2 separate regions of the Homo sapiens genome follow, and region 2 is linked to region 1. A link is a contact called in ENCODE Hi-C data. All regions are on one chromosome and are shown on one strand. The core of a region is the stretch at or near the end of the contact, and the rest is flanking DNA. Distances in the headings are between cores, read along the strand shown. Region 1 holds the start of PSMC1 (proteasome 26S subunit, ATPase 1). Region 2 overlaps KCNK13 (potassium two pore domain channel subfamily K member 13).

Region 1 (6,340 bases), core at 201-2,700:
GAGGACAGTAGTAATTACCTCGAGGGAACTGTTGTAATAAATGAGAAAATGCTGGAAAAGTACTTGGTACATGCTTAGAATACTACCCAGAAATCCGTATAAGACCTCTATGAGGCCGGGCGCGGTGGCTCACGCCTGTAATCCCAACACTTTGGGAGGCCGAGGCGGGCGGATCATAAGGTCAGGAGTTCAGGACCAGCCTGGCCAACAGAGTGAAACGCCGTCTCTACAAAAATACAAAAATTAGCCGGGCGTAGTGGCGGGCGCCTATAGTCGCAGCTACTTGGAAGGCTAAGGCAGGAGAATCGCTTGAACCCGGGAGGCGGAGATCGCGCCACTGCACTCCAGCCTGGACGACAGACCAAGACTCCGTCTCAAAAAAATAAAAATTAAAATTAAAATAAAAAAGACCTCTATGAGATCTGGCCTTCTTGCCGTTCATGATACAGGTTAAACATTCCCATCTCAGGTCCTTTGCACTTGCTGTATCTTCTGCCTTGACCACATTTCCCTCAGACATCTGCAGGGGTTACTCCCTCAATTTCGGTCCGCTCAAATTTCACCTCCTCAGAGCTACCTTCGCTGACTCTATAAAAAGCAGCCACTCCTCCAAGCTATCCCTTTCTATACAATAACCATACAACAATGACCACCCCACCCCTGACATCATATTACATATTTCTGATGATTGTCTGCCTTCTGCTCTAGAATGTACGCACTATGAAGGCAGGGACTTCAATCAATCCTCAGTGTCTACAACAGAAGCTAGCCAAAAGTTTAACAACAACAACAAAACACCAAGTGCTCAGTAAATACTTGTTTAGTGAATTGATGAATAAATGCTAGCTGTTTTTATTATTACTACTGCACCACGGGCCCTTTCCGTCTTAGCTCCGCCTGTCATAACAACGTCTTTAAGGCCTCCTTCAAATGCCCCCAGCTCCGAAAGGCCTTCCACGACTCCGCGCTCAACTCCTCAGGTGGAATGAATCCCACCCTCTTCTCCAGCACCCTTCACCTGCCCGACTCAAAAAGCATTTTTCCCGGTGACTCGAGGAGGCGCCCCCGAAACTCCCAGCGCCGATCAGCAAAGCCCTGGTCGGCGGAGCAGCAAAGCCAGCGGCCTGATCCGTTCTGCCGCCCCACAAGACCACGCAGGAGACCCTCTCTCTGCTCTGAGCCCCGGCCCCAGGATCCCCGGGCAAGGCCCGTTGGTCGGCCCCGGCCCGCGGTGGACATGAGCGCGGTCTCTGGGAGCCTCCACCCGCCGAGAAGATCAGGCCGGCAAAAGGAGAAGAGGGCTGTCCCAGTTCCTCGGGCAGCCGCCTCTTTCTCTCGCCTCAGGCTGCTGAGACCCCATCGCACCGCGACGACCAGCGGAAAGAAACCCTTAGTCACTCACCATCTTGCCTTGGCCACTTGAGCTGCCGCTGCCGGAAGTTCCTCCACCACTGCGGCCCGCCAGAGGCGGAAGTCGTTAGGGACGCTACGGAAGCTGATAGGAACCAAATTCTGCGCTGACCAAGTTGTGCTCCAAGGGCTTGTGCGGGCGGTCTAGGGCAACGCAGCAGTTTATAAGCATAAAGTGAACTTTATAAATATTTTACTTGAAAGAAATTTTTGAATACCCGTTATGAGGCGCTTGTCAACAACTTAAGACAATGACCCCTACTGTCAAAGAATTAGGACAATCGTGAAAATATAAAATATTTAAATTATGCAAAATTTATAACTGGGAAGAACTTTATGGTTCTAAAAACTGGAATGGTATTTGGAACTGGGAAGTTGACATATACATTTGCACAAATATTTCAGTTATTATTCAGCTTCTGGAATTTAACCTGCACATCTGGGAGTATGTGTGTAACGAGTCTTCTAAACCTGTCTTTTTCTGATGACCTGTGACTTGTGATGATGCCAAATGTCTTAAATTCCTCATCTTGAAGCTGATTGGTAAAGTTCCTCATTTGTTACACCCTCCAGGACATCAGAAAAATGGCAACAATCCCTTCTGTTTCTGGAAATTTCATTAACAAGTGCTCAAAATACTGCATCTTTCTGAACTGGAGAAATGGATGATTTTTTTTCTGCTCCAGATTGATTTAGGGATTTTAGTTGTGAAACACTAAAAATATTTCCCTTATGAACACACAACAGGTATACTTCTTCCTTTTCATCATCACTGCAACACGGTAATAGAAAGTCTTAGCACTATCGACCTCTGTTAACAAATCTGGCATCTAGTGTACATGACACATGAAATCACACGATAGGACAGTATCACACATAGGATAGAGATGGTGAAACTCCCATCTCTACTAAAAATACAAAAATTAGTCGGGCATCATCGTGGGCATCTGTAATCCCAGCTGCTTGGGAGGTCGAGTCATGAGAATCTCTCGAACCTGGGAGGCGACGGTTGCAGTGAGATCACGCCCCTGCACTCCAGTCTAGGTGACAGAGCGAGACTCTGTCTCAAAAAAAAAAATTAATAAAAATTTAAAAAACAAAATAAATATCCTTTCCCTAATGCATTTTACAAGAAACAAGTAAATAGTAAAATATATAGTATGCCACATAGTGGTAAATGCCATAGGAAAAATTAATGCCTAGGAAAAATGCCTAGGATTAGGAGCATGCAGCAGTGGTGGGTGATTTTAACTTTAAATTGGATGATACTTGAGCAAAAGCCCGTAAGGCATGAAGGAGTAAGCTATTCAGATATCTGGTGGAAGAGCTTTCTAGGTAGAGGGAACAGCCAGGGCAGAGGCCCTGCAGTAGAAGCTGCAGAGGATGGAGATTAGAGACACCATATAGTGAAGAAGTCAGAAACAGGCACATAACTCCCAGTGGAAGCTCAGCGGTTAAAGGCGAGTCAATAGAACCCAGTAATGAAGAGAGTAGCCAACGTTGGCATCAGACTTTCCTATTGTGGCTGTAGGAAGTGACATAAAGTAAGCAGAAAATTTAAGTTTATCTACATAATGGACAGCTAAGAGAAAGCAGGGAGAGGATTAGAAAGACTACTTGGAGTGCTCAGCACTTGGGGAGGTTGGAAGTTGCAAGTGGAAAAGAGGGAGAGTTGCAGAGATGACTGTCAACCGGGTGGGGAGGATTGAGAGTCAGCCATAGGGCAAAAGAGATGCACAGGGGCTGGGCGCCGTGGCTCACGCCTGTAATCCCAGCACTTTGGGAGGCCGAGGCGGGTGGATCACCTGAGTTCAGGAGTTCAAGACCAACCTGACCAATATGGTGAAACCTCATGTCTACTGAAAATACAAAAATTAGCTGGGAGTGGTGGCAGATGCCTGTAATCTCAGGTACTCGGGAGGCTGAAACGGGACAATCGCTTGAACCTGGGAGGCGGAGGTTGCAGTTAGCCGAGATTGCGCCATTGCACTCCAGCCGGGGCGAAAAGAAGGAAAATCCATCTCAAAAAGAAAAAAAAAGAAAGTGACCATAAATGTAGTGCTCAAAGCTAGAAGGTCTCTGGGTTAGAAGTTCAACTTGGGTCTCACAGGGCTAAAATCAAGATACCAACAGGTTTCCTCTCCGGAGGCTCTGCTCTAGCTGTGTGACATCAGCAAGTCATCCTCATTTTCTCATCTGTATAACGGGATAATTATCTACCTTGCCGGCTGAGGATACGGAGAGGATAAAACTCTTGTTTTTTGATTCTTAAGAGATTTTTGCCAAAAGTAGATGGAATGGAGGCTGAGGTAGGAAGGTGTCCAAACGTGGACGGAGGGCTCATGCTAGGGTGGACAGAGGGGGCGGGGCCGGGGTGGACAGAGGGCAGGTGCCAGAGGCGAGCGTGCATCCTGTTCAGCAGCCCCCCTGCAACCTCAAGCACATCAGAACCAGCCCAGATGCTGACAAAATGCAGACTCTGGTGCCATCCGCCAGAGACTGTGATTCTATAGGCCCATGGCAGGGCCCAGACACCTGCATTTTAACAGATACCCCAAGGGATTCTGAGGCTGGGTGACTCATACACCACATTTTTAGAGCCGGAACTCCAGAACACTGGTCTGCAAAGCAGGGCAGCCACACCCTGGTGGCCCAGGGGCCCATTCGTGTGTTGGAAGAAGCCATCAGAATGACTTTTTATTTAAAAAATAAGAATAATTACTAATCAAACAGCCAAGGGGTTAACGCCAGGTCTCGTTTCCAGCCTTGTCACCAGTGAGCTGTGTTGTTGTGTCTCAGTTCTGTCGTCTGTGAAATAGGGACCTTTATAGTTCCTCCTTCATGGTGCCATTGTTTGAGGACTAAAGTAAAATGCTGAGAATTGCACTTGGCATAGGACAATTACTCTAGGTATCAGCTACTCTGATTATTATTATTATTTTGAGACAAGGTCTCATGCTGTTACCCAGACTGGAGTGCAGTGACAGAATCTTGGCTCATTGTAACCTCCACCCCCCAGGTTCAAGCGATTCTCCTGCCTCAGCCTCCCAAGTAGCTGGGATTACAGGCACCCGTCCCCATGCCCAGCTAATTTTTGTATTTTTAGCAGAGACGCGGTTTCACCATGCTGGCCAGGCTGGTCTCCAACTCCTGACCTCAAGTGATCCACCCACCTTGGCCTCCCAAAGTGCTGGGATGACAGGTGTGAGCCACCGCGCCTGGCCTTATTAGTATTTCTTGTTAATATACAAATTGCCATTGGCACACTCATTCTGTGCATATATTAGATGGTCCCGTATCCCATTCAAAATTTACAATCTCTTCGTAGAGTGGTACAGTGATCTTCAAACACATTTCTTCATGCATTCTCGAAAGTAATTTGCAAAATGTATTTCTTGATACATTTCTAGGTTAGCATCTAAATTTCATATAAGTTTAAATAGCTGCAAATGATCCACTTGCCAGGAAGTTTTAAGTATTGACATTTTAATGTATATACACAAAGGAATCTAACTATCATGATAGCTTGATATCTCATCCATTTCAAACTTATGTACGCAGGCTCTTTTCTAGCATTGAAAATATTTGCTTTCATCTCTTTTCCCTTTGAAGCGAATATTTCCATTCCATTTATCATGCATACTTTTATCCTAATATCATGTATGTTGAGGCTGGAAAACATTTTATTGATTGACCTCTCGCACATTTTTGCAAAAGTTTTATGTAAGTCAAAAATTTTTAATGTATTCTATTTTCTGTGTCTTTTGGGTCCTACATGCTAAAAATGTTTTCTGGATTTTGAATTATTATCAATTACCACTAGTACGCACTTGATCAAGATGATATACAGTTTGTGCTAAGTTAGTGTTCATTTCACCTACCCATGGATGGATATGACAATGTCAGAATGAGGCAGGATTCAGCACCAATTCTAGTCTCATTAGTTATTGTTTATAGATGTTTGGGCTGAGAATTCTCGTTCACATAAATGGGAAATGAAATAATTTTGTAATGAAAATGTCACACAATTCTTTCCAATCCTGTGTTCTAAACAGAAAATCACACAGTGATTGATCCACAAAATCTATTACTAATGATAACTTGAAATAAGTCTTCAATGTGTTTGCAAAGAACTAGAAAACATTGGAGGTGCAAAACAATTCAGTCACCAGTCATTAGGGTCATTCAGTTTCTTAGTTTCTGGGAAATGCACCCAAAAGGCTTTCCCACGACCTACCAAATACTATCCATGAAGACCTGTTACTCCTTCACTCAGAGTTTAAACCAATAGCCTGAAAAAGAACTGAAAAATCTTGACTATCGTTAATCTTATTATACCCCTGGAAATACAATTTTTTTTTTTTTTTGAGACAGGGTCTTGCTCTGTTGCCCAAGCTGGTGTGCAGTGGCATGATCTGGGCTCATTGCAACCTCCACCTCCCAGGTTCAAGCCATTCTCCTGCCTCAGCCTCATGAGTAGTTGGGACTACAGGCACCTGCCACCACGCCCGGCTAATTTTTGTATGTTTTGCAGAGACGAGGTTTCACCATCTTGGTCAGGCTGGTGTCAAACTCCTGACCTCAAGTGATCCACCCACCTCGGCCTCCCAAAGTGCTGGGTTTACAGGCGTGAGCCACCACACCCAGCCTGGAAAAACGACATTTTTCATACGATTTTAAAATCATAAGAATTTAAAAGTTAACCTTCTTTAGATATATTTTTGTCAAAACCATGGAGCAGCAGAGTTTTAGAGCATTCTATTTCTGAAAAATGTCCAATTGACAATTAGTGCTCCACTTCAACCCATTGAGCCAAATCAGATTTATTTCTTGGGAGGAAAAAAAAAAAACCCTCAACTTTGTTTTTCAATTACACAAACCTCTTCATATGTAATTCAAAAAATATTATTTTTTAAATGACAGAGATAAA
Region 2 (6,340 bases), core at 1,262-3,761, 120 kb after region 1:
CCACTAGTTCCCCCATACATTTACCTTCCCACAATTTGCTCCCCTAGAAACGTATAGTCCTTTTCCTGTGTCTTGTCACTTCTTTAAAAATATATTGATCTTTTGTTAAGGTGCTATGTAAGCCCAAGTCCTAACCAACCTTGTTACCAGTGAATGCTCCCATACATAAGCACATGTTAATAAACCTGTTTGTTTAATCCGTCTTTTGTCAGCTTAATTTACAGGACCAACTTAAGAACCTAGGAGGATACAGGGAAAACATATTTTTCCTCCCTTACAGTGCCAAGGCAATTCACTTGGAAATGAAACATGTTTTTAACAAATGATGCTTAAAGAATTGGACAGCCAAGGCTGAGCAGAATGGCTCATGCCTGTAATCCCAGCACTTTGGGAGGCCGAGGCGGGTGGATCACGAGGTCAGGAGATCGAGACTATCCTGGCTAACACGATGAAACCCCATCTCTACTAAAAATAAAAAAAATTAGCTGGGCATGGTGGCGGGCACCTGTAGTCCCAGCTACTTGGGAGGCTGAGGCACGAGAATGGCATGAACCTGGGAGGCGGAGCTTGCAGTGAGCCGAGATCATGCCACTGCACTCCAGTCTGGGTGACAGACCGAGACTCCGTCTCAAAAAAAAAAAAAAAAAAAAAAAGAATTGGACAGCCAAAACAAGAAAACACATTATTGATGCATGTAACAATATAAATAAATCTCAAAATGATTATGCTGAGTGAAAGGAGCCAATCAAAAAAGAACATATATTGTGCAATTCCAATTCCGTACAATTCTAGAAAATGCAAAGTAATTTGTAGTGACAGAGAGCAGATCGCTAGTTACCTGGGGACAGGGAAGGGAGGGGTGAGCTACAAGAGGGCATAAGGCTGGGCACGGTGGCTCATGCCTGTAATCCCAGCACTTTAGGAGGCTGAGGCGGACGGATCATGAGGTCAGCAGATCAAAACCATCCTGGCTAACACAGTGAAACCCCATCTCTACTAAAAAAATACAAAAAAAAATTAGCCAGGCATGGTGGCAGGCACCTGTAGTCCCAGCTACTTGGGAGGCTGAGGCAGGAGAATGGTGTGAACCCAGGAGGCGGAGCTTGCAGTGAGCCAAAATTGCGCCACTGCACTCCACCTGGGTGACAGAGCAAGGCTCCGTCCCCCCCCCCAAAAAACAAAACAAAACAAAAACCCAAGAGGGCATAAGGCTGGGCGTGGTGGCTCACACCTGTAATCCCAGCGCTTTGGGAGGCCGAGCCCAGCAGATCACTTGAGGTCAGGAGTTCGAGACCAGCCTGACCAACATGGTGAAATCTCGTCTCTACTAAAAATACCAAAATTAGCCAGGTGTGGTGGTGCACACCTATAATCCCAGCTACTCGGGAGGCTGAGGCAGGAGAATTGCTTGAACCCTGGAGGCAGAGGTTGCAGTGAGCCAAGATCGTGCCATTTCCCTCCAGCCTGGGCAACGAGAGCGAAACTCTATCTCAGAAACAAAACAAAGCAAAACAAAAAAACCCAAGAGGGCATAAGGATGCTTGGGCATGATGCATCTGTTCCTTACCTAAATCGCTTAGATGGTTTCAGGAATGCATGTATTTGTATGCATTTGTGTACTCATTAAATTGTCAAGTATGTGCAGACTATTGTATGTCAATTATAGTTCAAGAAAGCTGCAAGAAATAAGAGCTATGGTTTAAAACAAATAGCTCTGGTTATACTATCAAGCCTCAAACTGTGACGCCACTTTCTTGTGTGTGTTTGCATTGAAGGCAAACCCTCCTGGGAATGCAGTCAACCTTTGAGTCACTTCCTGAGGGACAGGCAAGTAATGGAGGAGGAAGGGCTGCTAGCAGGGTCCAGCTCTCTTGGTTTTGACCTGGGGAAGCTACAGTGTCCAGGAGAACCCCCATTTCCAGGGGATGGGGTGGCAGGTGGCGGAGTGACGCCCTTCCTTCTCATTCGCTATGGGTAGGAGCTTAAATTGGTCAGCTGAGAAACAACGTAACTTCCCCTAATGTGAGAGTGGGTGGCTGAGAGCTGTGGGGGGCTCAGGTCCCCTCTGCCACATGTTGCCTTTAAGTTGCCATCATTTACTTCCTTAATCTGAATTCTGCCAAAAGTAGCCAGAGGAATGATCATTAAAACATCCACTGCGCCCCGGGGAGACAATGACCTTTGCTGATTTATTTCTCATCAAGGAACTTAAAACTTACAGAAGTCACAGGCACATTTATCCGCAGTTCCCATCCAAATCCTTAACCCGCAAACTCTACGGGGCATGACTAATCTTCCTCAGATAATTCGGAGGGTACAGCAGGATCTTACAGGGAATCCTGTGGGATTTTCAAGGGCGCAACATTAAAATGAAATGGGTTTCAATTTATTTCCGTGCTTGTCCAGTTTTAGTACCAGATTTCTCTCTTTAGAGAGAGGGGACTCGTCTGGAAGGGATGATGACTCACAGTCCCCAGCCCTGCACCAATGTTGAACAGTTAATAGCACCATTCCTTTGTTCCCTCTTCCCCCAGTATCAAATTACTGCCTTGTAGTACGGTACGTTAAAATGTTCATGTTCATTGCTTCTCAATGGGTCTTCAAGAACCAGAATGTTTTTGATGCGTGGTAGGACTTCAAGAACCAGAAGAAATGAACAAGTCTCTTACATCTTTTATAGGTGAGAACAGGCACTGGGAGAATCCACCTCTTGAATTTAAGGAGCCTTGCATGATGGCTCAGAGGCTCTGAGGTGTGGTTTTTCTCCCTGTTCTTATAACCACACTCCAACATCGAACCCCAAAGCCAAGGGGCCTGTTTTAACCCTTACGTCTCCAGTCTCTTTCATGATAATTTGCCTGGTTCCCCTGAAATGGTGGGTCCTGCATCCCAAAATCTCAAATCTGACTACCTGCCATCTGCACAGTCACCCCACAGTCGAAGACCTCACTGCTGGTCTGGACCACTGTGCACGTTCCTAGCAGAATTTTTTTTTGTTTGTTTTTGAGACGTACTCTCGCTCTGTCACCCAGGCTGGAGGGCAGTGGTGTGATCTCGGGTCACTGCAACCTCCAGCTCCCAGGTTCAAGCGATTCTCATGGTTCAGCCTCCCGAGTAGGTGGGACTACAGGCGTGTGCCATGACGCCCGGCTAATTTTTGTATTTTTAGTGGAGATGGGATTTTGCCATGTTGCCCAAGCTGGTCTTGAACTCCTGGGCTCAAGCGATCCACCTGCCTCGGCCTCCCAAAGTGCTGGGATTACAGGTATGAGACACCGCACCCAGCCCCTATCGGATGTTTCTGCTTCTTTTCTTGCTCACGTACAACACTGTTTCCTCCCAGTGTCAGAGTAAATTGTTAATGTTTCATTATGAGAGTGATCATTTAAAAATATAAATTGGATCTCATCACTCCCTTGCTTAGAATCCTTCAACGGCACCACGCTGTACAAAAGGAAAGAACTCCACCTCCTCACTGCCTTACAGGGCCCCCGCATGCTCGAAGTCTTGCCTCACCCCCAGCCCCATTTCATCACACTCTCCCCCTTGCTCACTGTGCCTTAGCTATGCTGGCCCACCACAGGGCCTTTGCATCTGCTATTCTCTCTGCCTGGAATGCTCTTCCCCGATTCCTCATTCACACTGCTGGATGCAGGTCTCAGCTTCAATATCACTTCCCCAGACCCTTGGCCACCTGAAGAGTAGCCTGCCCCGCTCCCCAGCTGCATTCAATCATCACAGTCTGTGTTTGTTTGCTTTCAACATCACTTGCCCCATCTCAAATAACCTCTCATGTATTTATGCAATTTATGATAAAGTTAAAGCTCTGTGAGAGGACGGACCTCACCAGTTAGCATCTCCAGTGCTAACTGGATGTCTGAACCACACTGGTCCCATGTGATTCTATCCTTCTAGAGCCTTCTGAGCCCCACTGTGCCTGATTAACGGAACAAAACACTTTGTGCCTTGCTGACCTTGCTGACTTCCCCAGAGCCCCACTGTTGCCTTCTAGACACTGCCTGCCTCGATGTGTTTTTTTCTGGCCATACTCTTCCCCTGGCCATTTCTTCTGGGCCATATAACAGAAAATTAACCCCAGAAGCAACCTCTTACCAGCAGTCAAAGAGATGTCACTAGTGGGTATAGCACCAATCTGTGCAAATTGGAAAGAAACTCCCCTCTGAGAAGAAAAAGGCCCCATGGGTGCAGCTATGGAGTGCAGGCAGGGTGGGCTTACCCCTCAGCTGGGGGCCTTTGTGCAGTGCACACATCACACAGCCGTACATGGCATTTTTGAGATCTCAGAGATCCTATGTCAAGCCCCATTGAATGGATTTTTAGATTCCTTTCTGTAAGTCTCCCTTCTCTGACATTTTATATAAATTCTCAATTATCCATGGTAAATAGGGAATGCTGATATGAAAGCCAAAGACAACCTCCAAATCTCCCTTGAATAAATGTCACTACTTACTGAGTCCTAACTGTGTGACAGGTGCTGGGCTAAACACTTTAAGCACACTGTCACATTTTATCAACCATATGACATCAGCACATTGGGAGAAAGAAAAGTTACAGAATTCTGTAAGTAATATGATCCCATTAGGAAACCAAAATGGTAGTACATGTTTCAGTCATGGACAGAAAGACCTGTATGGATAGAGATAAAACTCCTAATAGTAGTTATTTTGGGGGAGTAAAATTTGCAATAGGACTTTATACTTGATATATTTCTGAATTGTTTACATATATATATTTTTACAATGAGCACATATTACTTCTACAAACAGAAAATAATAATAAAGCTATTTACATTTTGAAAAAAATAGCATGGAAATAAAAAGCTGTAAGTAAAAAGTCAAATTAATTGCTTTGACTTTCAGGTTCTTGACCCTACATTTTTTTCTCTGTTATGGGTACTAATAAGCAGGGAAATGACCAAAATGACTCAAGTCAGAGGATGCCAACGGGTGAATAATCAGCCCTAGAATATCTCCCTACTCCACCATAGATAACAGCAACTCCTCATTGAGAACCGATCCTGTCTTCACGCTAAAAGCTGGACCACTTGCCAGGCTAACAGTGGAATCAATCTCTAATTATAAGAAGCTACAGCCTTTTTAAACACACAATCGTGTGTGTAAGCAACTTATTACCATTTTATCAAACCACTGAGTAGGAAAATAAATTCTGACATTTGCAGTTCTAATGTGATGAACACACAGCTGGGAGTCAATTACATTGTTCACAATTTTACATCTCATTTATTTCCTCCATTTTTAGAAATAACTTTACAACTAATAGCCTTCTTTCATTTGTTCTCAACGTGTCATTTTAAAACAAGACTGGGGCCGGGTACGGTGGCTCACACCTATAATCCTAGCACTTTGGGAGGCCGAGGTGGGTGGATCACCTGAAGTCAGGAGTTTGAGACCAGTCTGGCCAACATGGTGAAACCCCTTCTCTATGAAAAATACAAAAATTAGGCTGCCGTGTTGGCGGGCGCCTGTAATCCCAGCTACTCGGGAGGCTGAAGTGGGAGAATCGCTTGAACCTGGGAGGCAGAAGTTGAAGTGAGCCGAGATCATGCCACTGCTCTCCAGCCTGGGCGACAGAGCAAGATTCCATCTCAAAAAAATAAATAAAAATAAATAAATAAATAAATAATAAAATAAAATAAATCAAGAGTAGAAACACTGGCCAAAGGCAGAAAAGTTGAAAAAAGAAAAAGGCTGCCAAATTCACTAGGTACCTTGTTACTAGCAGGAAATGCAGTGGGGTGCAGTAGGCAGTGGCCCCTTAAAAGAAAGGAAATCAAAGGCCACGAAGGCAGAAGGTTTACTACTTTTCTGTGTTGACTTTGGCTGTTTTTAAATGAGCACAAACATGAAGAAACATGAATCAGAAGGACTTGGTGAACTGCTCCATGACCTGTGGGTAATTCCTTCTAGAAACTACACTCTCACTGCCTGTTTTGCGATTGAGTGACCCTTGCTTTGTTCTTCCTTTCATTTCTTTCATTATCTGTCTTGGCCAGAGAAATACACATGACGACGCTAATGAACATCACCTTGAGACTTTAAAGACCTTCGTGGGGGTAACCTTTTGCCATCCAAAGTGCTATTTCAAATACTGGGTCTGTATTTGACCCTCTCGGTTCAACCTGGAATGAGGGGCGGGAGGAATGGAGCACTTTCCTTCTCTCGCCAGGCTTTCTCCATTCCCTGGGTCCTGGAGCTTCATTCAATGTCTATTCCAGCCAGACAACAGGACAGAGATGAAGGACTCCTTGCTCTCAAATAGCTCAAAACTCAGTTGGCAAGAAAGCCAGTAAATAACTATT

What was found. A loop is a pair of places that touch in the nucleus more often than their neighbours do.
Region 2: a map of endothelial cell of umbilical vein shows a loop between it and region 1 (9-fold over the local background). The contact joins the enhancer-like site here to the promoter of PSMC1 in region 1. A Hi-C loop is called at or near these places in 1 of 168 maps with a recorded cell type or tissue (endothelial cell of umbilical vein).

What each region holds. Positions count from the first base shown.
Region 1 is chr14:90,251,663-90,258,002 of GRCh38, reverse strand. PSMC1 (proteasome 26S subunit, ATPase 1) reads right to left here and starts at 1,450. Exons shown (of 11, transcript NM_002802.3): 1 at 1,403-1,450. The coding sequence starts at 1,405. RefSeq lists enhancers at 747-1,274, 1,160-1,399, 1,275-1,804.
Region 2 is chr14:90,136,627-90,142,966 of GRCh38, reverse strand. The region is part of intron 1 of KCNK13 (potassium two pore domain channel subfamily K member 13); the gene reads right to left. Among named protein-coding and RNA genes, the nearest start is that of KCNK13, 78 kb to the right of the region's middle. Within about 2 kb of position 2,511, at least 3 of the 41 ENCODE cell types and tissues checked have a DNase peak (open chromatin) inside an H3K27ac peak, as active enhancers do; they include endothelial cell of umbilical vein, where a contact is called at or near this core.